3 separate regions of the Mus musculus genome follow, and all the other regions are linked to region 3. Evidence: chromatin loops called from intact Hi-C (ENCODE). Cell type or tissue: heart. All regions are shown on one strand.

What was found. Hi-C counts contacts between places; a loop is a spot of excess contacts. Peaks named below come from ENCODE experiments on the same cell type or tissue, not always from the same donor. Only the 100,000 strongest peaks of a DNase experiment are listed, where the experiment ranks them.
Region 1: it touches region 3 in a loop (2.8-fold over the local background); 10 of 42 quality-filtered maps call a loop at or near these places.
Region 2: a loop joins it to region 3, with 8 times the contacts of the local background. A loop is called at or near these places in 13 of 42 quality-filtered maps.

Annotation. Positions count from the first base shown.
Region 1 is chr4:141,270,046-141,278,045 of GRCm38, forward strand. No RefSeq gene overlaps it. Among named protein-coding and RNA genes, the nearest start is that of Gm13056, 4.4 kb to the right of the region's middle. In heart, no CTCF peak of the experiment used is centred here; DNase peaks (open chromatin) are centred at 2,026, 3,026, 3,456 and 4,598; H3K4me3 peaks cover 1,236 bases; H3K27ac peaks cover 3,350 bases.
Region 2 is chr4:141,359,554-141,367,553 of GRCm38, forward strand. No RefSeq gene overlaps it. Among named protein-coding and RNA genes, the nearest start is that of Fam131c, 4.6 kb to the right of the region's middle. In heart, CTCF peaks have their summits at 1,501 (motif pointing left) and 3,837 (motif pointing left); DNase peaks (open chromatin) are centred at 3,258 and 3,758; H3K27ac peaks cover 1,854 bases; H3K27me3 peaks cover 3,636 bases.
Region 3 is chr4:141,201,137-141,209,136 of GRCm38, forward strand. It overlaps Fbxo42 (F-box protein 42), which reads left to right. Exons shown (of 10, transcript NM_172518.3): 10 at 1-2,926. Among named protein-coding and RNA genes, the nearest start is that of Cplane2, 8.8 kb to the right of the region's middle. In heart, a CTCF peak has its summit at 3,717 (motif pointing right); a DNase peak (open chromatin) is centred at 1,225.

The sequences.
Region 1 (8,000 bases), 69 kb after region 3:
GCATAGCAAACACGTGAAAGGACCTGTGATGAAGTATAGCCGCCTGCAGCCACACTAACTGGGTTCCTGTGTGGGAGGCCAGAGCTGTATAGGAGAGAATGTCGAGAGAAGTAAAGAGATCAAGACAGATTTCTGATCAAAGTTTACTAAGAGTCTGTGCTTATAAAGCGGGGAGACCCATCCCCTGCCATGCCAGGCTTCTTGATGCTTTGTTACTAAGTTGTTAACAACAGTCTGTCAGAGCTATTAGCATTAGGTCGCCAAGTCCACAGGTTGTGGCTAGCTCAGGAATATCTCAGGGGGACAGGTTCAGCCTCTTAGCAGCAGCTGAGAGCAGTGGCAGGTGACAGAACAATAGGGCCATCTAGGCTCCACCCCAGGTGGTCTCATTCACAGTAGCAGCAAGGTCTGAGGCAGCCTACACAGGGCTGGGGATCGGCTACAATAAAGGAGTGTGAAATATGACCCCACAGACAGTGGGAGATGAGCACTGAGCATTGGTTTGTTCAACTTTGCTATTCGTTGAAAGACACCCATACGCTCCGGTTCGCCTGACAGAGCGTTGTTAACTCAACCTGTGGTAACGCTGCCATCGAGAGAAACTCACTCAAGAACTGCTCATGAGGTTCCTGCGGCAGCTCGCTGCTTCTGCAGCCTTGCTTCAGGCCAGATGGCAAGCCTGGTGGTTTCTTCAGGATTGAGCTACAGCTGCTGGTTCGTGCCTGGTGTCTGCCTGCTGCGAGGACTGCTCTGCAGATGCTGAGTTGCATTTGGTGTTTGCTACAGGACTGAACCGCTGCCAATGAAGATCAGGCTCACCCTCTAAGAACTATTGCTGAACAGGTCCACTTCCTCCACATCCTCATAGCTCTTCTCTTCCACCACCTCTGCTGGGTGCTGGGCTACAGGAGCGGTTGAACCCTTATTAAAAATAGGTTGTGCCGGGCGTGGTGGCGCACGCCTTTAATCCCAGCACTCGGGAGGCAAAGGCAGGCGGATTTCTGAGTTCGAGGCCAGCCTGGTCTACAGAGTGAGCTCCGGGACAGCCAGGGATATACAGAGAAACCCTGTCTTGAAATAAAACAAAACAAAACAAAACAAACAAACAAAAAAGTTACAAAAAATGTATGCCTTTAATCCCAGCACTTGGGAGGCAGGCGGATGTCTGAGTTCGAGGCCAGCCTGGTCTACAAAGTGAGCTCCAGGACAGCCAGAGCTACGCAGAGAAACCCTGTCTGGGGGGTGGGGTGGGGGTGGGGGTGGGGGTGGGGTGGGGTGGGGTGGGGTGGGGGTGGGGGGGTGTATGCCTCTGCCTCCCTGCAGACCGTCCTCGATTTCTCCTTACAGCTCAGGCCTTAGGTGCCACCCACTCGCCTCCTGGTGGCTGCTGCACACGTGCTCATCCCTTCTCCTCAGCACCATGTGTTCCCTGTTGGCTCATTTGTAGGTTCATTTACTGTCTGTCTCTCCCTGTTGGGCTATGAGGGCAGGGACCTCCCTGTCCTTTAGCGCTGTGGCCCTGCATGGAGAACACATGGACCCGGGCTGTGGGGGCAGGAGTCACATCCAAGCCTGTATAGCCCTGAGTCAGAGCCATGCGCCTCTGCTCCCCTCAGCAGCAGCCTTCAGTCCCCAAGGAACAACGTGGTGGCCCTGTGGCCAGGGTGTCCTCAGGCTGTGGAGGAAGCTGTCTTGCCTTGGCTGAGCAGTCCTGGGCACCGAGAGACCAGCTTGGCCACTCTTGCAGCTTTGACCTGTGTTTGAACTTGGGCTGAGGACTTATTTCCTGTTCCCAAGAGACTCTTTCCTGTTCCAAGGTCCCCTTCTCAAGTGGCCTCCCCAGGTCATGTTTCATGACTCTTGGGAGAAGGAACAAAAGGAATGGGTGACATGCGGGTAGGAGGGACCCTGGTCTGACACGGGCAGGTTTTCCCTTCTGTGGGGACTGTCACAAACAGATGGGTGGGTGGAGGAAGTGGAGCTGTGCAATTCTCACCACAGAGCATGAAGAAGAACGGGATGTACAGGCGCCTGCTTGGGCGGGGTGCAGGGGGGTGACCAGGATGGCCATTGCAAGACGTTGGCTGGTGCTGCCCCTGAGCTGAGAATGGTCATTGGCAGGGCCTGGTGGCCCAGTGCTGATATGAGGGGCAAGGCCAGGGATCTTGAGAGGCAGGGGGCTCCAGGCTGGGTTATGAAACGGCTGCTGTCACATCCCCGTTGGGCCTCAGTTTCCTTACATGGTAACAGTGTGGCTGGAAGGTGGCAGTGCCAGCACCTGTAATGGTGTGTGCCTGGAATCCCAGCCTTACAAGCTGGAGCAGGAGGATGGAGAGGTTGAGGCCAGACTGGGCTATACATCGAGACCCTGTCTCGAAAACAGTTAATAAAGCCAGGTGTGGTGGTGCATGCCGGCAGCACTTGGGCTGTTAAGAAGATCTGAACTCCAAGGTCACCCTCGGCTGTCTCAAAAAGACAAAAGAGGAGGCTGGAGAGATGGCTCAGCAGTTGAGGACACTTTCTGCTCTCCAGAGGACCTGAGTTCAGTTCCCAGCACCCACGTCAGATCTCCTTTGTGGGTATCTGAGCACACATGTTTTTACACACATACATATAAAATTTAAAACACACACACACACACATACAAAGCAATAAATGAATAAATGAGTTGTGCTGGTCAGAGGGCACAGCAGGTTAAAATATTCGAGCGTGGGCCCCATGACCTGAGTTCAGTCCTTGGAACACACAATGAATGGAAGGGGAGGCCAAACTCCTGAAAGTTACCCTCTGACTTTCACAGTTGTTCAGTGGCACACCTTTACACACACATACACACAGCCACGCCATACACATAAGTGAATAAGACTTAGAGGAAGTGTTGTACAAAGGGGTGGAGTCTCGTGGTCTCGGAGGCAGTGATTCTTAGGAACCACAGTCAGCCTTCCTGTTGTCTGCAGCTCAACCTCGGCGCCAGGCTCAGGGCTCTTAATCCTTCCCACCCTGATTTCATCATCCCGTTCTACAGCTAGCCGAGGCTCTGAGAGGTGACTTGCCAAGGTCCCACTTCCCTCTGATTAAACCCGGTCTGAGGGCTGAGGAGGTTGCCGGGCAGTTAGGGGCCCTGGCTTCCAAGCCCGACCAGCTGAGTTCAATCCACAGGACCCACACGGAAGGAGACTCCCAGATTTGTCATCCACCTCCGCAGGTGCGCCACAAGGCACAAAACGATAGGAAAGCGGCGCCGTCCGGTTTCATCGGAATCCTGCCCTCTGCTTAAGCGCATCCTAAAATCGAGGGAGGAGGTATTCCACAAACTGACCCGAGCAGCGGCAGTTCACTAACTCTGTAGGAGAAGCAGTTCTCTTAGGCAGCCACCAGGGGGCAGCAGAGGCTGGGGCTGGGCTGGAGGACTGCGTGCCACACCCTGTGGTCTCCCTGTGCTGGTTGGTGGATGGAGTCAGCCTGATGCTCAACTGTGTCGTGGGGTAGGGTAGAGGCAGCTGCCGCAGGCTGGACAGGAGCTGAGGGAAGGCACAGCTTCTGGGATCAGGAGCCCGTTCAGCACTGGTCTCTGCTCCAAGTCTGGAATAAGCTAGTCTCAGAGGCTCGTGACCCGTGGCCTAGGCTGCCCGCTGCAGCAGCTTGCCCAAGTTCTTGGCAGAACAGTTGCCAACACGGACAGTGGTTTACCAAAGTATCAGGCTGTTTACCGAAGCGCCTCCTTTAGCAGAAGCCCCAGGAATCCTTTCTATTTGTATCGTCCAGATTTCGACCACGCAGGAAACCAAATCTCAGAAAGGGGCTGGGACTAGTCTGAGCTCACACAGCAAACGACTCCCGGGAACCCAGGCCTACCTGACATATTGTCTCCCCAGGGAGCCCTTTGTGTGAATGTGTGGTGTGGTCTGTGTTCTGTATGTAGGGTGTGTGTGCTGTGTATGGGAGAGTGTGTGTGAGTGTGTGTGTTGTGTATCTGAGTGTATGTGTGTGTGTGTGTGTTTGTGTATAGTGTGTGTGTATGGTATGTGTGCATGTAATGTGTGTGGTGTGTATGCTTGTGGTATGTATGGTATGTATATATATATGGTGTATATATGTTGTGTGGGTGCATGTGTGGTGTGTGTATATGTATGGTGTATATGTTTGGTGTGTGTGGGCACGTGTGTGTGTCTATGTATAGTGTGTGGTGTGTGTCTATGTATGGGGTGTGTGTGTGTGCGCGCGCGTGTGCATCTGTGCGTGCCTGTGTGTGCTGTACAGGTAGGTGAGTGTGTGGAGACCATTAATGTCCTCCCCTACCATCCACCTCATCTCCTTGATACAGGTTCTCTTACTGAGCCTGGAGGTTGAAACCCAGCTCGACTCCCTTGCCAGAGTCCTGAGTCTTCTGTCTCTGCCCCTCATCTATGAGGGTTCATGCTCAGCCACACCCAGCCTTTTACGTGGGTCCTGGGCACCCAAACTCAGGGCCTCACGCTTGCATAGCGAGCATTCTTACCCACTGAGACATCTCCCAGCCAAAGCCTCCTCAATAGTGAGCTCACCCCAGCCTCCCCTCTTCCCTAGCTCTCAAAGCACGTGGTGCCTGCTGTTCTCACAACAGCTTCTTCGGAAGGCTGGCGGCTGTGATGGGGAGGAACCCACTAACGCTGGACTGAGGCTTCGTCGGACGGGCTGTCCAGTAGCCCTTGCTGGAGAGTCCTGTGTTGCTCCAGACGGGCCACGGTGAGAATATTATACCAGGGAAATCAGCTTCTCATGCCTGCCAGTCAACTTCTCCATGCCTGTCAATCACCAGCTTCCCCACGCCTACCAGCCAGCTTCCCGGCGTCCTCCCAGCCCTGCACCAGAGCGGGAGCCGAGCTGTTCCCACATCTGCCAGCACAGTACCCTAAGCACAGCAGCCCCACGGAGGCTGAGAGTCATGGGTGATGAATCCGGGGAAGCCCACACCCCACTCCTGGCTTCAATCCCTCTGCTGGCCCCTGAATGCTTCTGTGGGACTCTTCCCGTGCCCCCCACTGGGTGTGAGGGCCAATGTAATGTGCAGTAGGCCACAGTCCCTGATCCCATTATCTCCTCTGGGGTGTGACAAATGACTGTGACTGGTCCTGCCAGGTGCCTGAGGACTGGGGTGTTCTTGAACTCCATCTATCCTCTTGGGCCCAGCTGAGCAGTGTGAAGTCTTGGGGCGGGGTTGGGAGTGGAGGCGGGGCGACATCCCTTGAGGTCTTTGAGCCCCTAAAGTTGGTCCCCACTGCAAATATAGCTCTCAAGTCCCTAAGGAGATGGCCCAGGAGACCCCGTCATCCAGAAGCCTTCTCTACTGCCCCTTAGGGTGGGGCCAGATGGATCTCTGCGGAAGGCATGTGGGGACAGGCCCCCAAGCTGTGCAGTGTGGCTAGGGTGGGCACTTGTGCCCGGCTGGTACCATCATAGGTCAGAGGTGGTTCTTGGGTCTGCAGAGGAAGTGTCAAGGCACTTGGAGTGTGTGGGAAAGTGTGGAGAATTGAACTCGGGACTCTGTGTATGCAAAGCAGGAGAGGTGCCTACACCTCCTTCTCCCGGAACAGGATCTTCTTCATCTTCCTCCCCGGCGCTCCTCACCCCCATCACCGCTGCTGTTTTCCAGGAAAAAGCCAACGCAGTCACTGAGTCAGCAGGCACTGTTGGTATCGCCCAAGCAGCCCCACAGGACAAGCCTGCTGCGTTCAGGGCCTGCCCAGGGGCCTAGGACCTGGCCTGGCCAGGTTCCCGTTACCCGCCCTGTACTGTGGCTCCTCACTCTTCTCATCTCTGGTCCCACCCTGTGGCCCCAACATCACCTCATGCCCCACCCAGCCGCTCTCCAATCCCAGATGCCAACCCTGTTGTCTCTGTTAGGCTGAGGTGTCAAACATGGATTTGAATGCAGGACCATGTTTCCTTGCTGTGCGGTCCTGGGTAAGTCCCTCGACTTCTCTGAGGCACAGCTGCCTTGTGGGTGAGATGTTAGCCACCGTGTGTGATGCTATGGAAAGTATCTAAAGTGTCCCGTAGGGGACTGGACATGAGGAGGGCACTCAGGAAATGGCTCTTGCAGAATCGTGGCAGGTTCCTCCCCAGGCCAACCTGTTCTCCAAGGCCCTGTGAGGAAGGAGGGAAGGAAAGCATGGGCTCTCTGCTCAGTGCTGCTGGCTGTCAATCAGCTGCCTCTGAAGCTCCCTCAGCAGGTTCTGGGCTTCCAGCTGCAGCAGAGCTAGCTTGAGTCTGGGGCTTTCGCAGGAGCCGAAGTCAAGAGAATCGATCAAGCCAGGCAGTGGTGGCACACACCTTTAATCCCAACACTTGGGAGGCAGAGGCAGGAGGATTTCTGAGTTCGAGGCCAGCCTGGTCTACAGAGTGAGTTCCAGGACAGCCAGAGCTATACAGAGAAACCCTGTCTTGAAAACAAAACAAAACAAAACAAAACAAACAAACAAAAAACCCAGAAAACAAAAACAAACAAAGAACCCAAAAAACCCTGTCTTGAAAAACAGAGAGAGAGAGAGAGAGAGAGAGAGAGAGAGAGAGAGAGAGAGAGAGAGAGAGAGAGAGAGAATCGATCGAGTTCAATGTCAGCCAGGTGGCGATGGCTCACCTCTTTGATCCCAGCATTCAGGAGGCAGAGGCAGCGGCAGGTAGAGTCTGAATCTAGCCTGGTCTACAAAGTGAACTCCAGGACAGCCAGGGCTATACAGAGAAACCCTGTCTCGAAAAACCAAAAACAACAACAACAACAACAACAACACCCCCAAAAAAACCAAAACCCCAACAGTGACCAAAAAAAAAATCAATGTCATCTCATCTATAGAACTCAAGGCCAGCTTGGTCTACATACAGAGTTCAAGGCCAGCCTGGGCTACGTGAGACCCTGTTGAAGAATAACGATGATGGTGGGTGGGGTGGGAAGATAGATCTGATGACACCTGCCTGTATTTTAGCTGCTGGGCATCGCAAAACTTCAGGCCTGGACAACTTAGTGAGGCCCTGCCCCAAACTAAAAGTGAAAAGAGAGGAGAGGTGTGGAGATCAGTGGGCGCCCTGGGTTCAGCCATCTCTCCCTGCCCAGGCCTGGCTCTGGCCAAGGAGCTGGGGGCTTAGGGCCCACACCTGGGTTCCGTTCTCAGCATGTTGTCCCAACCCAGACCTTACTGTTGGAGGTTTTCGGGAATTAGAGGACAGTAAGAGTCATTAGCAGCTTGGTGGCAGGCACAGTTGGGAATGGGAGAATAGCCTGGGAAGCAGGAGCTGGCCGGAGGCCGCTGTGTACCTGGGGATTGCCCAACAGATGACTGGTGGCGAGGGAGGAGTGTGGGCGTGGTGAGCTGAGGGAGGAAGTGAATCAGTGAAGGGTGAATGAATGAATGAAGGTGAATGTGTGAGCTAGCGCTTAAATAATGACGTCAGAGTAGGCATTTATGGTTCTTACTAACACCCTGGATTGTCCCTGGCTCTTTAACCTGTGTGAACTTACTGAGCTGACACAAAAGCCCTGTGAAGCCTGAACTGTTACTGTCTTCGTTTCAGGGATGGGAGCTCAGAGAGGTTAAGTCATTGGCCCGAAGCCACACAGCTTGGAAGTGTCTCAGTGAGGTCTCCAAGTGGGACCACCAGCAATGGGCACACACACAAACACACTCACACATACTGGGGATGGGACAATGACAGTCATTTGCTCCTATCTGTCTCATCCACTCACTGGGCTGTGGGTCTGTAGAGGGTGACATTAATAAAATTTCTTCCTGCTTGGTTAGACTTGGCCCTTCAGGGCTCATCTCAGACGCTGCTTTCTCTAGGAGACCATGTCCAGACTCTGCAGAGAGCTTCTAAGCTTGGCCCCCTGATACTCTCCCCTCGGGGTTCCCCAGCCCTGTAGAGTAAGATAGATACTTCCATCTTGAGCCTTCGGGACACAGTAGGCGACTAACAAGTGCTTAATGGGCATCCCCCTTAGTACTGGGCCTCCTTCCAGCTCTCTG
Region 2 (8,000 bases), 160 kb after region 3:
CCTCAGAAGTGTTGGGATTGCTGATACCACACCCCTCAAGAATTGTAATTAATTTTTTATTAATTAATTTGTTTTATGTTCATGAGTGTTTTGCTTGCATGCCCACTGTCTCAGCTACTTGGAAAAGCTATCATTCTCTTCCATGTCTGGGGTCCCCACAAGGCCCACCCTGACCTCTTACTACCCCCCTCCCACACCTGTGCTGGGAAAACAGGTTCCCAGGGCTCTGGCTCCCCTCCCAACCTGTCTCTATCCAGGGCTGGGAAGACAGGAGTGGGCAGGGCTGGGCAGGGCAAGGCTGGGTAGGGGAGGCCAGCTGGGGTCTGTTTGTTTTGGGAGTTTTCTTCATAAACTCGTCTTCTACACAAAAGAAATGGTGGCTGCAGGCACAGAGCCAGCTCTAGGCCTTTGTGAGCTGAGGGGCCTCACCCTAGATTGCTAGGGGGTCATTTGAACTCTTTGGAGATGCAGGACCATCTTACGGAATCTTGGAAGCCAAGGGGCGACTTTTCCGTCTCACAGAGAAGCAGACTGCGGTTCAGAGAGGGTCTCAGATGGGAGGAGGATGCTGGAGAGTGGGCTGGGGAAGACTGGCTGCTTCCTGTCTTCTTTCAAATCCCTTTCTTCCCCATTCCCATCAGCTTGGGCATTCCTCCTCTCCAAACCTCAGCCCCTGCCGCTCTGTACTCTGTCTTCGACATGATCCCTGCCACTCCAGACCAACCCGGGTAGGGTACAAGATCAGTAGGAAAGGTCTTCCCAGTACATGATCCTGATAACTACTGTCTGGGAACAGCCATCAGCTTTCATCCGGGTCCTGGGGACCCGATAAGGCCCACAGGGATCCCTTTGCTGGCCCCTCCCACACCTGTGCGGAGATAACACTTCCCAGGGGCTCTGGATATCTCCAGGGCTGGGAAGGGAGAATGGGCAGAGCCTACTACCAGCATTTAACCATTAAGTAACCCATGATGGCAGCATGGGGTTTGCAACGGTCTAGCCCTATTTAAAAGCTGTCACTCAGGGATTGGTCAGTCGATCTATAGCAGCCTCTGGTCATGATGTGTCTCCTTTTATGGGGAGGATTAGACATCTTGAGAAACAAGGAACTTGCCCCCGGATAGCACAGTCTAATCCTGGACTTGAAGGTGTCACTTCTCCATGCTCTCTTGGACAGACAGTCTGGAGCCTGAAGCTCTGACCTAGGCCTCAGCCTTGACATCTCTCCTCAACTTTCCATAGGCTCAACTTTCCAGGCAGGAGAGTCCTTGTGCCTGTCTAGTGCCCGTCCTAGCTCCCAACTCACTGTGTTAAGATGAGTTTGCTTCATGTTCTTACCCTGACCAGGCCCCACCACTATACCGAAGCATTGTGGGTCCCCTTTTATTCACAGCCATGTCCCCCATCCTCCCCAGTACAGACCTGATGTCTATGCTGAACTCTCATGGACCAAATGGATTCCAATTCAAGACTCAGCTTCTCTATAGCGCCCTCTACCGGCCAGACTAAACTTCTGTAGACCTCTGGGTACGAGCCCATGCTTGCTCCCAGATCCGCAGCATAATAACCCCCTAGGTTTATAGAATTCCTTTCTTCCACGGAGCTCAAAGCGCTTTCCCATCTGTGATCTCCCTGGACTGGGACCAGCTGCAAGAGTGTGGGAGGGCCATCATTCATGTCCCCATTTTACAGAGACAAACTGAGGCCTGAAAAGAGAAAAGGCGAGCCTTAGCGTGTGCAGCCGGAGGGTCTTCCAGGTGTGTTTCCCCAGTCCCCCCCACCCCCCCCCCCCGGTTCCTGACGACCACACCGAGGCCCAGCAGGGACAGACTTGTCCGAATAAGTCTTGGGCTAGAACCCATTGTCCTAAATACCATCGGGGGCTTTCCCACGACAATTTGAGCTTTGCCTGCAGACATGGACCAAGGGCTTGGCTAGTTCATCAAACATCACAGGTCTCTGCTAACCTGTATAGACAAGGTGTCCCTCCCTCCCCAGGACAACTGGGGGATGGTTCTTGAGTGGCTGGAAACCACATGAGGAGGAGCGGAAGGGCAGATCCCACTGGCCGTGACTTCTGATCTGGGTTTCAGCTTGGACATCTTCCCATAGTGTCCTGTGAGCTCCCAGAGAAGAGAGTCCCCGTCCATCTATCTAGTTCCCATTCAACTCCCGAAGAGCAGACGCTAGCAGGACTCTCCGCCAGCCTGGTATGATCAGCAGCTGCTGAGGAGAATCCAGACCCAGCCTGACTTTCAGAGAGGACGAGCTATTGTGTTTTTAACATCTCCTGCTCAGGCACCTGGGGTGGGGATGGGGGGAGGGGGATGAGAAAAAAAAAATCAGCCAGTCTGAGCCACAATCTCAATTCCCACCCCTCTGCTATGCCCCTCCTGGTGCTTCTGAGCCTGGTATCCCCTCGGCCAGATACTGGCAAACATTTCCATTCTCAGCTTTGAGGGTTGCCGCGTCTGCCACACCTCCACTATTATAAAGCACAACAGCTATAGAAAATAGGTGTATGAATAAGCGTGAATGTGTTTAAATAAAACTTTATTTATAGAAACAGGCTGTGAGCCGTTGTTTACTAACACCGGCTTTCCATCTCCAGGACTGCTGGCTCCCTCCCGCCTGTACCCTCTCTTCCACATCCCGTTGTGTGGGTGGTGAGCATCTTACAGGAAGTTTGGAGAATGAAGATAAAGGTGAAGGGGCAGGATGCAAGGCACAGGCATGCATGGTGTGGCCTGGTGGAGGGAGCGGGGTGGGGTGGGGTGGGGGTGGGAATGGGGGTCGGGGTGGGAGTGTGTACGGCTTGCATAAATATCCAGAGATGGAATAGAGAGAGCAGTGCTGGTCCCAGGAGTGTCTGGGTTTGGAGTCATCTCACAGGTTATGACAAAGGGGAACTGGGCTGAGGTATCACTGAGTGGTGTGTGTTTCTAACGTGACCATGGCGTGGGCTCACCTCTTGGGCTACTGGAGGGTTCAATGGGCTGATGCCATCATCCGGGGCACCATGCTGATATTAACCCAAATGCCTGAATTGTCACCAAGGTCCCATCTGGCCCAGCAGAGCTCCTTAATGGTAAGGACTATCCTCACGACCAGGTGTCATGGCACTTGTGAGCTTCTAGGCTGGCTAACCTCATATCAATGTCCCCAGTGCTCAGGACAGGGTCCAGCAGTCAGCTCCTGAGGGGTTTCTGCTGGCCCTCTGCCATACTGGGAACCTCTTGTTCTGCTTAGCCTACCCGGATATGTGAGGATTCTGACATCAGACTCTCACTGGAAGTCCCCTGCCCCTGAGTAGCTGAGTGTGGCTTTCTGAGGTCATGACTTTTCCAGGCTCCTCCTCTAGCCCCTGGGCCGCCCAGCCAGGTAGGTCTCCAAAAGGTGGACCTAGCCACATGCAGCCACCCCACCCCCACCCCGTGTGCGCACTGCATCCTGGGGTCTCTTGGTTCTCAGTCTCCACATCTGCACAGTGGGCTCAGGGCTATGCAGATCTCAGACCGAAGGGGACGTATTCTATATAGAGATGTTTTGTTAGAACAGGGTCCCCTTCTGCGGGGAGGGATGCAGCCTTAGAGTTGTGGCTCAGGAGAGTTGACACATGCAGACAATCGTGGTAAACCTCGGGGCCAGTGACCAGAGGCTGGGACAATGTTTCAGTCCCTCCCCGTCACAGGGTACCAAGTTCAGATCACAGTGTGCACAACCTTGAGCCCTGGCTGGGTCACTGTTGCCAGCGTGGTACTTTCTGTGTCAATTGGCCAAGGGCAAAAAGCAACCTGAAAAGGATTTAGAATGATGCCGTCTCAGGCTGCCCCCTGGTGGTCACTTGTTGTATGACATGTACAGCTCAAGACAACTTAGTCCTTGGTTCCGGCAGGGGCTCCTCTGCCTGCAGAGATCTTTAGAACTAGAGTTACAACACCAATTTCTGGTCTCTGAGAAAGGGGTCCTGTTGGGAAGCAGCCACCATTGACTAGGCCTACACTAGGCATTTAAGAAATGAACTTAATAGCCCTCTTTACTCCACAGTACTATTTACTCCCTGAAGTATTTACTCTCTCTTGCTGCCATCCCAGGGCTGAGCATGGACAGTGGCTATCACTGCCTCGATCAGAGATCCCTCAGGACTCTGCCTCCCCCATCAGACTGAGCGTGTGCATGCCCATCCCCCCATCCTAGTTCACCTGTTGTTCTGGGGTCAGGGAGACGTCTGACCTATGAGTCCAGTTGGGAGCCCCAATCCAGGCAAGAATGGACATATTCCAAGGGCGGCAGGCACATTGCCTTATTTCTAGATCTTTCTGGAAGGGCTTCAAGCTCTGATTGCTGGAACCCACCCAAGATTTTTGCCTTCTCTTCAATCTCCTGGGTCTCTCCTCCCTCCCACCCCCAGGACAACTGGCCACTGGCAGACTCCTCTCTCTCTCTCTCTCTCTCTCTCTCTCTCTCTCTCTCTCTCTCTCTCTCTCTCTCTCTCTCTCTCTCTCTCTCTCTGCCCTTCTGAGTCTCATATATTCTTGGGCAGCTGGCTCCACCCTCATTGCTCCCAGAATATGCCTCCCAAGCCCCAGACTAGGCCAGGTCCTTTCTCCATTTCACAAGGGCTTCACCTGCCCTATGTGGTTCCAAGTGGACCCTGATCACTGCTTGAGAAACCTCAGCATTGAATTCCTCCACTGACATTGTAGGCTCTAGTGTGCAGGGTGGAGTCTCTACACCATACAGCCCTTGCTGGACACACCAGGGCTCAGCAAGTGCCCGCTGGTGAGGGGCAGCCCGACGGTGTCTCGGCCATGATCCATCTTCTAGACCTGACACCTGGGACCGTCACCACCTATTAACTGAGCACCTACTAAGGGTCCTCCCAGCTACCAGACGGACGCCCACTCAGTTCTGCCAGGCCCTCTTCTGTTCCTGTTATCAGGTTTTGCCTCTCTTGGAGAGACTCCTCGCAAGGTCTCATGGCAAACTCCAGTATGATTCCACCACAGTCCGCCCCGGGGAGCCAATGAATTTATTGAGCTTGCTTACAGAGTGTGGGTGAGGAGTTACCTGCAGGAGACCGAGGGGGGAGGGTCCCAAAGTATACAGCAGCTACTTCATCCAGGACTGATGACGGCTTCTCCATAGCCATATGGATGCAACCCCCTTCAATCGACTTTCCCGAGTGTATATATTCTAGCCACCCCTGAGAGCAGAATTACACTCAGAGAGTTGAGAGGAGCGTCTGGAATCCCAGACAAGGATCCCATGGTCTTCCCATCCACTTGCTCGAGGGAGTATCAGTGGTCAGCAAGCCAATGGCCTCTTTCGAGCAGGGCACATACGAGCAGATGAGGATGGCTGCTATTGTGCTTAATAGAGAATCCTCTAGAATGTCCGGGGGGGGGGAGGGTCTACAACCTCAACCTCTCCTACTGCTCCCCTGGTGTCACATGTGCCCAGAGTGTCCCCAAGTGTATCCCTGTTTTCAATCCTCTGTGTACAGAGAGTCACCCACCAGTTCTAGCTGCCAGCACTCAACCCAACCTTCAATGTCTGGTTTCAGGATCACTGTAGACTTGCTATCCCCATGTCCCCTTGGCCCTTGGCAGGAGCTGTCACCTCGCAGGCTTTATTGGCAATAGGGGCAGCACTCTCCGTCCTGACCCTGAGCTCAGCTCACACATGGCTCTCTCCACCGTGTTCCCACTGACCCTGGGACTGCCAGGCAGGCACGGGTCTGATTCACCACTGGAATGACTCCTGCAGATTAATCTTTCTCCCATCCATCCCTGTAATGTCCCTTCTCCATGCTTCAATACCCACAGCAGGGCGGGCTCTCAGAGCTGCAGATGTCTGCCCATTGATGGACAGCCACTAGACGGGGCTCTGCCTGGGTTCTCAAGCTTGTGCCAGGAGAAAAGAACATGAGGGGTGACGGGCACCCCCAGGCACGGTGCTCCCAGGTTTCTTCCCCTCTCTCCCATGAGTGGGTGTGTCGGGAGGACACCCGAGGAGGTCAGAGGATGGTCACAGGGCAGATGGGCTGTGGGGTGAACTGGGAAAGGACAGACCGTTGTCCCGGGGAGGGCAGCCACACATCTTGGACCTGTCAGCACATCGTCTGCTTCAGCAGAATTCCAAGGATTGGGAAGGTGAATGTGGGAATGCAAGGAAGAGCCACCACCCGCCTTCCCCCAGTATGGCCTGGTCTCTCAGGACGGTACCAGTGCTGTAGAGTGACAAGATAGAATCAGCGGGAGGCTAAACAGTGTAAATACATGGGATGGGCAGAAGCACCCACCCCATCCCCGACCTGTGTCCCTGAGTTGGCCACACGGGGAACACAGATGACCCTTCTGCTCATTCAATGCACATTTCCCCATCCCAGGCACCTCCTACCCGGGAACTGCCCTGTCTCTCTGCTCCTCACGGGTCCTGTTCCTTCACCTCCACCCCAGCCCCTAGGCTGTTAGGCTGCCAGCAGGAACATCAGCAGCTGTGACCAGCTCCCGCTCTTACATCGTGGTGAGTCAGAGCCGTGCCTCCAAGCCACATCCAGTCAGAAGGGCAGACACATCTGCCTGCTTGGTACCAGGTCTCATGCACAGGACAGGACCAGAGCCTGGCCATAGGCAGATCTGTCTTTCCTTCTCCACACAGGGGTGGGAGCAACCCTGACACCAAGTGAGCCACCTGGGTGTCCTTATGATAAAGGACGGTCCCCTCACAGCCACCTCAGCTAGGCCAGGCTTAGAGAGCAGAGTACCTGGGCCCAGAGCAGGCAGGATGGGACACTGGAAGACAGACTTTCAAGTGTGGTTTATGCTTGCATGTACTCAGCACTTCACATGACTGCTGGTCTTTAGTTGCCTCTGTGGATATAGGAGGCTGAAGTCACAACAGCCGACCCTTGGAGTCCTTGAGCTATCGGCCACCAGGGGTTCCAGCCCTTTGTTAGAATGGTACGGTATTTCCGCATAATCCAGGCACATCCTTACATATACTTTATATTCTTCCCCCTTATCTTTTTTGAGGCAGGGTCTCATGTAACCCAGGCTGACCTTGAACTCACTACGTAACCAAAGATGACCTTGAACTTCTGACCACCCTGATTCTACCTCCCAAGTGGTGGCATCCCTGCTCCTGTGCACTGTAAGTCACCGGTCTCGGGGCTATCTGTGATGCATGCCCCCTGTTGTCCTGTGTTGTGTATGGAGCAGTGATATTCATGTGTTTTCCTTTCAGATTCAGTTGTGGGTTTAAGTAACACTGTCTATATGAGCCAGGTCTCCATTTACACCTAGGTCTTAAAGCACCAGAGACAGCATGGGGCCACCTCCACTCTGACTTTACTCAATAGCTCGAGTCCCCAGCCCTGGGCAGCCCCAGCAGGCCTGGCTTCTGCTCTGCACAGGGTCTTCAAACCCTTGCTCTAAGCCATATTCATCCCCCAGGGCTGTCTCTAGTGATACAGGGCTGGTAAACAGACCCATTGACTCCTCTGTCTGGAAACAGGAATGTCCAAGGATGGGGTGAGGTGACATTTACCTCAGATACAGGGTGCTTCAGGCCTGGCAAGGTTTGTCACAGCACATCTGACCACTCTCTCCAGGATCCTAAATGAGTGCATGTGAATGCACACAGTGCATATGTGTGAGAAGAGGAACACACACACACACACACACACACACACACACACACACACACACACACGCTAACAGCCATACAAGTGCCAGCAATTAGCCTCCACTATTCCATGACAGAAGTTCCTAGGTAGGGTTTGCCTATACTTCCTTGCTCCAGAGGAGCCCTGGGAGGTAGCCTACCTTCTTGCATGAGACCGCTTATCTAGCCAGGAGGCCACTAATGCAGTGTCTTGGTCCTCCCTCAGAACTCCCTCCCTGGACCAGCATCCTCCCATAAGCAGGTGACTATCAAAAACCCCTGACCTGGAGGCTGGCGAGATGGCTCGGCAGGTTAAAGGTACTTACCAGGAA
Region 3 (8,000 bases):
CGTGCTGGAGTCATGCTGAAACAATGTTTATAGAGCCGCCGTCCATCCGTCTGTCTGCCTCCTTCCTGTCCGTTGGTCTTTTTGAGTTCTCCCTACATGTCTTAGCAAAACATTCAAATGTCTGATTAGGGAATTTTCCGACAATCGTGTTTGGTTGCAAGTTGCCAAAAACCATAGTTGTTTTCCTTTTAGAACTGGGTCCTCAGAGGCCTCTCCTGTCTGCCGGCTGCTGCCTGTCCTTCGGTGCTTTGCTTTGGGAGGTTTTCTTATACTTTTTGGTTTTTTTGGTTCATCTTTGTAAAGCATCCGAACTTCCGAACTTCTTCCTCTCTGACAAAGCTCCAGTGTCCACAGAATTCAGAGCTGTTAGAGCCTCCCGGCATCCTCATGGCCCGTCGGGACCCACCACAGTGTGCTGGTGCACGCCTGTGTCCTAGCACTCAGGGCAGACAGAGGCAGGATGACTTCAGGTTTGGGCTTAGCCTGAGTTATATGATGAGACTCTGTCTCAACAAAACAGAGGACATCTGTAAAGCATCGAAAGACACCTTTTCCAGTTTTCTCTTTTTCTGAGGCAGTGCCTCACTATGTACCTCACAGCGATCCTCCTGCCTCTGCCTGTCACTTGCGGCACAGCCCTCTGTGCTGTGCAGTGCTGTGTCGTCTTTTTCTTGTGTCCCCCAAAGCAGAGCTTTCCTTGCTGCCTTCACTTCATTTCCTAGAAGAGGTGCAGCCAACCAGGAGAGGGGTTGGTTGGTTGGTTGGTTGGTTTGTTTGTTCATAGAGAAAGCTATAAATTATTGGTCTCTAAGCCACAGCCTAGACATAGGAGAAATCAAAAAAGGTTATTTCAAATGGCCATGCAACTATGGTTTGGTGGTTTCTCATCAGTGGATAAAGCATTTTTATTTTACCTTTAAAACTGAAATTGAAAGGACAGCAGCGTGTTTCCCAGCGGCAGTCTCCCATTCCCCTGTCCCCGCATCTCCCAGGCACGAGCCTGCTGCGGCTCGTCTGGCTCATGGCCAGCACTCACCTTCCGACAAGCGTGTCTCCTGCTCCATGCTCAGTCTTTCCTTAGCCTTTAGCTTTGCTCTGCTGGTCTTGGCAAGAGAGCCCTCCTGTTTTGAAACTTGGAAAAGGCCAACTCTAGAGGAGGGGTATTCGATCTGGAGCCGCTCCCGAGGGAGCACCCCTGTGCCTACTTCCTGTGTGTCCCACTGCTCCAGCTGCCTGCTCTGTTGCTACTACCAGTCCTTTGGCCAAGACTGATCCTGTGGGATCTTGACTCAAGAGATAAGGCCAGCAGATAAGCAGCCTAGCATTGCTGAACCCTCTCTGTGGTGTTTGCGTGTGGATGGCGCCTCTGGATTTGGTCTCTACTGAAACATCAAGCATTCGGACACCTGAAAGTTAAGAATCTCTACTTTGTAGTCTTTCTCTTTCCCCTGTGGCCTTCCTAAGCTGGCTGTCAACTGTTGATTCTTCGACTTCTCCCAAGTAGACAGGCAACAGAAATCTTAACCTCTTAGAAAGCTATGGGTTCCTCTGCCTGAGATCTCTGCAGTCCCTCCAGAGAAAACAGAATGAGCCTCGACTGCAACCAGCCATTTGGGACTTGATGGTCCCTGAGTGCTGTAGATGTTGCTGTGGGAAGTGAATCAGCAGTGGAGACTGTGGTCTCCTCAGCCTCATGAGGCTGTGTGCGTCCTACAACTTGCAGTACGCTAGCAGAGCTCAGTGTCCACAGAACACTGTCAGTTCAGATTTAACCACCACCCCTTTTTTGACACGATACCAATTTTGTCTTAAAATTCACCAAGAGACATGAGACAAAATATTTTGTTTGAACCCTCAGGAGCACCTAAAGAAAATATTTATCAGTATTTAAGTATTTAAAATACATCTTGTTTCTACTTGAAGCTTTAACCCTTTCCATTCCTGCAAGTGTGCCTTTGAGAGCCCTCGGTCATATTAACTTCAGTCATTTGGTTGGCCTGTGAGAGTTCTGGGCGCTGCTCTGCTCCTGCACAGAGCTTCCTGGTCATGCATGCCACATAGTGTGCGGCAGAGAGCATTCGTTTCTCACTCCTGTTGCTGCCTTTCTTCCTTGTTTGGGACGAGGGCTCCACAACCCCACCTGCCCCGTGTTTTGGGAGCACCAGTAAGGTAGAAGGAAACTGGAGTTTTGTTGAAGGCAATGCTGGGCTTGCCCTGCCAGCCTTCTCATTTTAATGTCTGAGCTCTGGCGAGAACTGAAAGCATGAACTGTGGAGGAACGGTCTCGGAACTCCCCTAACTTAAGAAGAGGAGAGAAGGCAGGATTGCAGGAGGCTCAGCCTGGAAAGACAGACAGCCGCCGCAGTGGGACGAGGGGGCGCTCCCTTTACTTTGTCTTTATAAGTTCCTTCTGCCTCGCCTTTCCCTTCCTCTTCAGTCTGTCCATCTGTCTGTCCTTGTCCTCATGGTGACTCTGGCATGGTGACGTACTCTATTTGCATTATCTGTGGTCACCAGCAAAAATGACAGCGGGGAGGATCTGAAGGAGTCCAGGGTAAGGAAGCCTGGCCTGGTGACTGCCTTAAGGCCTGCTCTGCTGTCATCTGCAGGTGGCCTCTCAGCAGCCCCATCCTTGGGAATGAAAGCCAACCTCTGGCTCCACTGTGCTCGCTCTGCCCCCTCCTACCAACCAGGGCTCACGTCGGTGCACGCCCACCGTGCCCTGACAAAGCTGGTGCTGTGAGTGATGTTTCCCATACAACTCAGGGGTGCCAGGCGGCTCCCCCCATAGTCATTTTAGGCACATCACAGTGTGGGAATGAAAATGGATTCCATGGATATTTAAATCTGTCCATTTCATTTTTGTTAATGTTTCCCCCGATGACTTTTTAGCAGTTTAACAAATAAAACAACGGACTGAATTGTCTTAACTGTTTTATTAGTATAGTAAAGAAAGGGGGGCGTCCCTGGGATGGAGGGCAGTGGGGGGAAGGAGGGTGGCCGGGAAGGTGGTTTCCTGAGTGAGAATGCTGTCCCTGTCCCCATCATGCCTGAAGGACTTTGTGGTGCAGATTCTAAGGGAAGTGAGCAGAGGTGTACGGAGGGCCAGGACAGCAACTGGTGGTGAGGACACAGGTTTAGATACCGTTTTCTGTTTGCTGCTTTACCCTGGGTTCGGGTCTTACCAGCTGTGTACTTGCGTACTTGCCTCTGCCCTGCTGGATGAGGAAGATGCCGGAGAGGTGGAGGAAGTGTCCCAGTGTGGTGCATGGCTTGGCCCAGCAGTACTCCCCAGCAGGGCAGCTTCCTTCAGTGTGAGTGTAAGAAAGACAGACAGACAATGCAGATTCACCAGCCCAGGTGACCACCCTGAGCCTAAGCCTTTATCTTCTGGGAATCTGAAAAAAATCTCGTAAAAGCTATGGGCTGGAGTACTGTTGGCTCTAGACAAGATACTCACCAGACTGCCCTTGGTGTAGGGCTGCCACACATGCCTGGGGCTGCCCCTCTTCCACTCCCTCTGCCCCTAGGGGGAGCTTCCCTTTGCTGTTATTAGCCCATCTACATATAGTATCTCCAGTGGATGCGTGTGGGGGTGACTGCAGCATTGCTGGGAGAGTTTGAGTGGGGACTGATGAGTTGCAGAGGAGGAGTGACAGCTGCTTCACACTTAAGACTAGGAATGAGATCTCCATGCGCTTGAATAGATATGATTACCCCCAGCGGCCACCCGGGGGAACCCTAGGAAAGGCTTTGAGTGCACCTGCATGCTCTGTCCCAAACAGTGGAGAAAGAGGACAGCTTACCCAGTGTTTTCCTTTTCTACCCTGGTTGGTTTCCTCCTTTTCCAGCCTGTCTCAGCCTGTCCCACCTGTCCCACCCCCAGGCTAACCCTTACAAGCCCAACACAGCAAAGCCTCCTCAGGGGCCCCACCTGCCTACGTGCTGCAGGAGAGAAAATGAAGACTGCTGAAAACATGCTCTGCTGCCCACGAAAAGGGTGGAACGGACCCGGAGATCCTTGAGTGTTTACTGACCCTCACCCTAAGGCAACAGGACACTGGTAACCCAAAGAAACATACCCTGGGGAGCTTACAGCTTCCTCAGCTGTTTCTACACTCCAGTAGCAACAGGACAGCGGAACCACTCCATTCAAGCCCAGCTAGTGAACTACAAGTTCCCTGGGCTTCCATATAAAAGTGTGAGCGACCCCCAGACAGCGGAAACACTGAGAAGTTTCACCCCAACATAAATGATGGCCTCCCCAAAACTGCAGAGATGACGTTCACTCTTTAGTTAATCTTCCTCCTGTATATTCTACTTTCCGAGATCACATGCAGTCGGTACAGTTGGGTGGGGGTACAAGAGAGAGTGATGGCTGGGACCTGGGGAAGGTCTGTCGTCCCTCCTCGCTGCTGTGAGGGGTCTCCTCTGTAGTCTCAGGTACTCTGATTAAGCTAGTAATGGCTGTTTCACTTGGCAGACAGTATTCTACAACAATGTGACAGTCACAATTCCTCCTCACATGTGGCAGGGAAAGATCATAACCAGAATTCCTGTAGGAGGAGACAATCTGGTCTCTCAAGACGGGACCAGCATCGAAGGGCTCAGTGCAGAGTTCTCCCTGGAGCAGAACGTTGTGAGAGATGGCCTGTGAGTAGGTGATCTCTCCTTCCGTGAGTCCCTGGCATTAAAGTAAACCTCCTGCAACACTGAACATTAGCCCCAAGGCTGGGGGAGCCGGAGATTAAAACAAGAGAGGGGCCGGGCACTTGAGAGCCAGAGGCAGGCGGCGGATCTCTGAGTTCAAGGGCAGCCTAGCCTGGTTTACAAAGTTCCCGGACAGTCAGGGCTACATAGGGAGATCCTGTCTCAAAAAATAGATAGATAGATAGATAGATAGATAGATAGATAGATAGATAGATAGATAGATAGATAGATGGATGGATGGATGGATGGATGGATGGATGGATGGATGGATGGATGGATGGATGGATGGATGGATGGATGGATGGATGGATGCATGGATGCATGGATGCATGGATGCATGGATGCATGGGTGCATGGGTGCATGGATGGGTGGATGGATGCATGCATGGATGCATGCATGGATGCATGGGTGCATGGATGGGTGGATGGATGCATGCATGGATGCATGCATGGATGGATAAATGGATGGATAAATAAGGAAATAAAGATGAGGACGAAGAAACTTGGCATGTTAATGCTGTCGAAAATGAGAAGTAGCTGGATCGGAGTTTACCTGAAATTATGGAAGTGAAGTGACTGATTCAGAGACCGACTGAATGAGGCAGGAGGTGGTGTGTGGTGATTTTTTTTGGGGGGGGGGGGGCTGGGCCTTCAGTTACACCCAAGATCCTGTGCACACTGAAGCACACACTACCATTGAACAAGTCCTGAAGATGATGAAAATGCTTGCCTGTATCTTTGGTGCATGCCTTTAATCCCAGCACTCAAGAGGCAGAGGCAGGCGGACCTCTGAGTTCAAGGCCAGCCTGGTCTACAGAGCAAGTTCTAGGACAGCCAGGACTACACAGAGAAACCTTGTCACAAAAAGGAAAGGAAAGGTAGGCCTGTTCCAATCAGTTCCCGCCCTCTGCAAGAGATGGAACCTTGTACTTAAAAGGCAGGTGTCCTCACCAAGCCTCCCCCTAAACCCTGGCCTGCTTTGAAAGGAGAAAGCGGGGCTCCACCTGGGATGGTAGCAAGTGCCAGGAGTACCAGAGCAGGTACCCTAGTACATCGAGAAGCCCTTGCCAATGCCCGTCAGTGTGAGAGACATTGATGGATCCCTCAAGAGCCTTGAGAAGGACAGGCTGGATCTCTAGAGTGAAATGAGATGAGCCCAGAAACCCGTGCCTGAACGGGGGTGGGGGTGGGGTGGGGAGCAGGGTGGTACTGGGGAGAAGACATCACCAAGGAACGTGGTGGGATGGCTGAGTGGTGAAGCACTGCATGTTCAAGATGTGCAGCACAGGGGACAGACATGTAGGGAATAAAGCGCTCAGCCTCTTGGCCAAGGAACTGCTGGTGGGGGAGTTTACAGTACCCACCACTGCGCTCAACACATGCATTGTATCTGCTGCTTGGCAGGTGGCACCCTGTCCTGTGGACTTTACACTTAAGCCTGGAGGTCGGGGACCTGGGCCAGATGAGACTATAAACAGCAAAGCAGAGAGGGGTGTGCCCATGGGGCGGTTGAGCTCTCCAACAGGATTTTCTTTAATTTTTTTAAACAGACAGACAGACAGACAGAGAAATACTTATGGACAACAAAAGGGGGGTGATGGATCCCCTGGAGCTGGAATTACACACATTTGTAAGCCACTAGATGTGGGTGCTGGGATCCAGCCCTCTGACAGACTGACAAAGCAGTTAACACTCTTGCCTGCTAAGCCATCTCTCCAGCCCCTTATTTCATGTGTGTCTGTGTGTGCCTATGTGTCTTATTAGACGCGTTCTCACGCCCGGCCAGGAAAGATGCAACAGACCAGAATCTTCTGCGGCAAAACTTTATTGCTTACATCTTTGGGAGCCAGGAGAGCAAGCGCCCAGCGCCCAGCCCCAAAAACGAAAGCCCCTCAATAATTTTAGGAGCCAGAGCTCCGGCGCGCCAAAGCGCAGAGCGTGCTCTATTGTTTACATCTTTAGGCAGCGAGCGAGCGCCGGGCGCGCAGAGCCAGAGAGATGCCAGCGAGAGCGAATGGCGGAAAACCCCGTCCCCTTTAAGGAGGAGTGACCCTTCACTTAGGACGCATCACTCCCTGATTGGCTGCAGCCCATGGCCGAGCTGACGTTCACGGGAAAAGCAGAGTACAAGTAGTCATAAATACCCTTGGCTCATGCGCAGATTATTTGTTTACCACTTAGAACACAGGATGTCAACGCCATCTTGTGACGGCGAATGTGGGGGCGGCTCCCAACATCTCCCCCTTTCCTTTTAATAAGAGCAAATAGGCCACCCATATTAATGAGAGTGGAGATAGAGGTCAAATCCCCAGTGTGTAGGTAAAGGAGCCATGTACAGGATTAGCTCTTAGGCTCACAGGCTTTTACCCAGAGCAACCCTGACCTGCTCCCGTGTCGTTTTGCCTGGGGGAAGGGAACTAGGACACTGAACCTTCATGAAAGATGACATGTCTCCCTAGAATAGGCTCATATATGCCGCAGAGCCTTTCCATTGCAGTGCTTAGCCGTGCAACTCTCTCGGGCTGCTGAAGCACACTCACTCTATCCCGTGCAATGAGACTAGCCTCATGGGATATAAGAGCTGAGTGGCCAGCGACCTATTGCCTGAGCATAGATAACCATATATCAGGGGGAGCTCCATGTTCTAGTCCTGCAAGCGCCTGGGCAGTAACCACCTTGTCTCTCCTAGTTTGGGCCTTAAGCTTACAGACCAATCAAAGAAGCAACACTAATCCACAGCAAAGTGTATCTCCAAATAATATTAATCCCACCCATTTTTTAAAGAAAGAAAATGCTGAGGAGATCCAATTGGGTAATCCTTTGGTCAGCGACAGGTCCAAGCGCGTGGAGTTGACCTGAAGTCTCAATTCCCGAAGGATCTGTTCAAATTCAGCCATCCAATTCTGTAACATATACTGAAAAAGACTTTTTGACAATTTAGCTGCCCTAGTAAATTTAACATACTGAATGGAAATAACACACAATCCCGGAAACTTTTGTTCACATCCCAGCTGAGTTATTTGTCATACTGCATTAACCACATAACAGGAATCTGACACAATATTAAGGGGTTCTAAAAAGGTTTTTAAAACTTCTAAAACCACTAAACATTCTACCACTTGAGGTGAATTTTCATTATATTGTTTGGATACCACTTTACCATTAGCCACATAGGCACCTATGCCAGTTTTTGATCCATCAGTATATACCACAATCCCATTTTTAAGTGGGTTTCTTCTAAACATGTAAATATTGATTTCTCTCAAAGGAGGAAATATGTGTGACATCCA